Linked DNA regions of Homo sapiens: region 2 is linked to region 1. A link is an interaction called in ENCODE POLR2A ChIA-PET data of the cell type or tissue named here. Cell type or tissue: MCF 10A. All regions are shown on one strand.

Region 1 (2,500 bases):
TTGTGAAATGGAAGTCAACTGGGAGTGCTCTTAGTCATCACAGCTCCACTTGGAGAAGAATCCACTGTTAAGTTCATGAATTTACGTTAAACCCTGGTCAACCCAGGTAGTGTAACAATCAACACAGACTTCCATGTTCTGGCAAGGGACAGTCAGTGAGAAAATTTTACATACTGGCAAACCAGCAGCAAAAATAATCAAAATATCAGGCAGGGAAGAAAAAAAAAAACGTAAACATGTACGAAGAAAACTTCAGCTGTGAAAGAAATACGATATTTAAGTTGACTAAAATCTTTCCTTTTTCCTTTAATTCATAAACTTCACCATTTTTGCCCCTCCCTCCCTCACTGCCTTCCTTCCTTCCTTCCTTTCTTTCTTCCTTCCTCCCTTCCTTCTTCCTTTCTTTCTTTTTTTGGACATTTACATATTATTAGATTTGTTCAGGTTTTGATCATTACTGGAAGATGAGAAATTCTTGCCTCCAAGCCCAAATAATGCTAACCCTTATTCTCTGGACATTTGACAGCAGAATTTCCTTATCCTGACACTGAAACAAAGATTCTATTTCTCAGCATTGAAAGGTCTGCCTACAACTCATCTGTTCATTGGTTGATGGATGGACTGATTTGTTCTTACCTGGAACTGATTATTTAGTAACTAAACTACACACATACAAACACACACACACAACAAATGCACATACATACAAACAAAAATTAAAAAACCACACACACTTAAACACATACAACACACATGCATACATAACACACACAAATATACACACACGTATCTGGGAGGTCCCAACCTTCCAGGGGGAAACTGTCTCATGCTGCTTAAAGCTTCCACAGGCCGCACCTGCTGTTCCAATTTGCCCCTCTCTCCAGTGGTTTGAAAGGTAAGCTGCAAATAAATGAGCACTATGTATAGCTGACCTTGCTTAGAGTGGCATTTTAATGCATTTGACTACACCTGCCTCTAATTTCAGTGTTGATATTTTAATGCAATCCAACAAATTTCTAGGAGTGAATTTGCAAAATTTAAGCAAGTATTGCAAGATGAGCTGGGAACAAGCAGGTGCTCTTCTGTAAAAATATACATGGGGCCGCTGCCGGCACTGATTTCCTTAGCATGTTATCAAATGCCCTGCTGTAGCAACAGTCTTTTTCTGTTTTCTTCTGATGCTTAACTGGAGGATGATTCAATCGTAGACCAAGAAACCGTGGTTGAATTACAACATTCAAAACAGCCCGTGTGTAATGGCTCAGAGCTCCTCTGGATGGATCTTGCATCTCTAAGCTAAATGCAAGTTCACAGATTCCTAAAAATACCCCCTGATGTGAGTCATCCTGTTCCAAAGAGCTCTGAAGAATGTTTTCCACAGAAGTGGCGAGGCACAGCCCCAGGGTGTGGAGCTCTCGTCTGAGTTATGTAGGCAACTTGCGTCAGCCACATACTATGTTATAGTCTCCATATTCCCTGGCGCTGAGCGTGGATAGCTGGAATGATCTGTTGAAATACAAACCTCTGCAGCAGCTTCAACTCTGCCTCCCATGCAACTTCCCCAAACAAAATGGATCTGTGTCAAAGGAGAGGTGCGCAGGTCACTCAAGGTGTGCTTTCTATCAAAGGGTTTTTTTCAAGAAAGAAACCCAAAGCCAGAAATAAACATGGTAGCCTTGGGCTTTAAGGAAAAAACAAAACAGACAAACAAACAGACAAAAAAAAAACCTGTCTTTCTTAAAGCTTCCCCATTTTCAGACTCTCACACTGAAAGTTGAGAGATAGTTTTGCCTCCTCCGTGAGGTGGGTGGAGGGTGCTGTGAGAGAGGGAATCTCAAGCTGGCCCAGATCAGCTGTGGAATAGATGCACTGAGAAGATGCTGAGGTTTCCACATAGATGCCCCCTTCTGTCACAAGTGCAGACTCTGAAGACGCAGTTGGCCTGGGCCCCATTGCTCTGCTGTCTCCAGGAGTCATTAGTGGCACTTTATCAGAGGATCCTGGATGAAAGGAGAAATCAAATCATTTTCTAAGAGTGGGACTTCAGGCATGTGAGCCTGTGTTTTAAGAGAGAATAACTCTTTTAATGCTCCGGAAACTGCACAGCTGGAAGACTGCGGCTCAATGTACACATGTGGATAGCACAGTTGCCTTGGGTCTTTCTTCAAAATAATAGGATATAAATTATACACGAGGAAAACAAGAGAGGGTTGGTGCTGATTATCAGCTTGGACAATCAATCATACACTTTAAATTTGAAAATAAAATATTTAGGGGCACATGGCTTCATTGACTCTAATAAAAGTGTTTTATCCTCTGATTCTCACAGAAAATCTCTAGAATCTTGCTCTTTTAAGAATTCATTATTCCCTTGTTTCCAAATAGGAGCTTACCAACTATACAATAATTTTTTAAAAACAATTTAAAAGTCATATGTAATTTAGAAATTTGTCAGATTACTACCTCGTAGTCTAAGCAGCAGTTACAAGGTTATCTAGAG
Region 2 (2,500 bases), 460 kb after region 1:
CTTCAGTTGAGACCACTAATACTGTAGTGATGTTTTTAACCTTCCACAGCTTCAGTAAGGTCATCTCTGGGTACAGAAGTAAAAAGAAATTGTTTTTCCGATTTCAGTTAGTTCGAAATAACTGCTTCAATTGAGGCCACTAATACTGTAGTGATTTTTTTTTTATCTTCCACAGCTTAAGTAAGGTCAGCTCTGGGTACAGAAGTAAAAAGGAAATTTTTTTCTGGGCACAGTGGCTCACACCTATAATCCCAGGACTTTGGGCGGCTTTGGGAGGCCAAAGTGGGAGAATCACTTGAGCCCAGGAGTTCCAGCCTGGGCAACACAGCGAAACACTATCTCTACAAAAAAACATAAAATAAAATAAAGCTAGTTGGCCGGGTGTGGTGGCTCACACCTGTAATCCCAGCACTTTGGGAGGCTGTGGTGGGTGGATCACGCAGTCAGAAGTTCGAGACCAGCCTGGCCAACATAGTGAATCCCTGTCTCTACTACAAATACAAAAAATTAGCCAGGCATGGTGGGGTGCACCTATAGTCCCAGCTACTCAGGAGGCTGAGGCAGGAGAATCGCTTGAACCCAGGAGGGTAGAGGTTGTAGTGAACCGAGATCTCACCACTGCACTCCAGCCTGGGCAACAGAGCAAGACTCCATCTCAAAAATAAATAAATAAAATAAATAAAGTTAGTCGCACATGGTGGTGTGTGTCTGTGGTCCCAGCTACTTGGTAGGCTGAGGTAGGAGGCTCGCCTGAGCCTGGAGAGTTCAAGGCTACAGTGAGCCATGATCGCACCACTGCACCTCAGCCTGGATGACAGAGTGAGACCCTGTCTCAGGAAAAAAAAAAAAAAAGAAAGAAACAAACAAACAAAAGAAAATTTGGATATTTGCTCCTGATGTAAAAAAGAAACTCAGCATTTCAGATTGCAAATATACATTTATAATTGCAAAAATAATACAAAGGAATAATTTTAGGGAAAAATACAATACATATATGTATATATGAGACCAAAGGGAACGCCTCTGGTCTTATGTCTGGGTAACTATGACATGAAGATAAGTGGCCTCCAAAACAGCTCTCTGCCCTGTGCTCTGACTCAATCATTCATTTAAGTTACACGAGTTTATGGAGAGATCAATGTGCCAGGCCCAATGATAAGCACAGCACAGAAGCTACAAACCAGGCCTTCAGGACCTTGTCCTCCGGGGGCTGTCCTCAGCTCCCTGTCTGACCCCTGCAGGTAAGGATCTCCTGATTTGGTTAATTCCTTGAGGAATGTCCCCTGAGGTTAAGAACAATGTGTATCCTCAGTGAGTAGCAGAGTGCCTTTGTACACAATGCCCATGTGATGAATTAGGTGAGTTAATAACATGAGGGGCTGGAACGAAGGAGGAACGGAATGCCTTGAGAAGTTTTAGAAAACTAGTTTGTGTCTGGGGCACCCTAAGCCTTGGAGGAAGCTGTGACTCAGTCCCAGAGCAGCGGTGATAGTAACTAACCCCAGACACTGACGTGCCAGGCTCCGTTTTGCCAGGAAATTCCCCTTAGTGAGAAGGACGGGTTTGTTCTCATTTATGGCTTTCTCCACCTCTCTTGAATGAACAGGAGTCTCAGGAAATGTCTGGGAACCGGAGACTATGGAAAATAAAATTTTTAAAATGTGAAACACAGCAAAGTTTTTTTTTTCTTTGTTTTGAGACAGAGTCTCGCTCTGTCTCCCAGGCTGGGGTGCAGTGGCCTCATCTCACCTCACTGCAGCCTCCATCTCCCAGGTTCAAGCGATTCTCGTGCTTCAGCCTCCCAAGTAGCTGGGACTACAAGGCATGAACCACGATGCCCGGCTAATTTTCTGTATTTTTAGTAGAGATGCGGTTTCCACATGTTGGCTGGGCTGAGTCTTGAACTCCTGGCCCCAAGCCCACTTTGGCTTCCCAAAGTGCTGGGATTACAAGTGTGAGCCGCCGCACCTGCCCAGCTCACAGCAAAGCTTTTTGAGAATGTGATAATAATCTGGTAATAATGGCTCTTCACCAAGTAACTAAGGTATTTCACAGCTTTCCTGGCTTAACCAGTTAGGTTAAGGAAAAGAGAAGCCCCCAAGGTGAGGTGAGGCCTCCTGGAATTAGGGCTGGAATCCACTGATAAGTAAGGGTCTGAGTCTGCCTACCCAATTTTACATTCGCTGGTAAAGACTGGAGTCCTTTTATTCCCTAATTATGTGGCTCATGGATCATCTATTTAGATCTACATAGATCCTTCAGGATCTATTTTTATCTATCATCTGTTGCTGGAATTTGTTGTTAAATGAACTGACTGTACTTTATGTTTCATCACCCCTTGCACACACTCACAGGCGTCCATCTCTGCGCGGTTAATCTGAGCCAGGAGTTCCCTGTGACGTCAGTAATAACTGACCTATTTATCTGTGTCCCGGGCTGCTGATCTCAAAGTAGAGGTTTAAAGGAAAGAACACCAGAAATCATTACCTTCTTGCCTGTA

What was found. Peaks named below come from ENCODE experiments on the same cell type or tissue, not always from the same donor. Only the 100,000 strongest peaks of a DNase experiment are listed, where the experiment ranks them.
Region 2: POLR2A ChIA-PET joins it to region 1 with 16 read pairs; 3 of 35 experiments call an interaction of 5 or more read pairs at or near these places.

The regions. Positions count from the first base shown.
Region 1 is chr10:4,343,552-4,346,051 of GRCh38, reverse strand. No RefSeq gene overlaps it. Among named protein-coding and RNA genes, the nearest start is that of LINC00703, 39 kb to the left of the region's middle. RefSeq lists an enhancer at 774-1,973. In MCF 10A, no CTCF peak of the experiment used is centred here; a DNase peak (open chromatin) is centred at 1,301.
Region 2 is chr10:3,887,032-3,889,531 of GRCh38, reverse strand. No RefSeq gene overlaps it. Among named protein-coding and RNA genes, the nearest start is that of LINC02660, 24 kb to the left of the region's middle. In MCF 10A, no CTCF peak of the experiment used is centred here; a DNase peak (open chromatin) is centred at 1,501.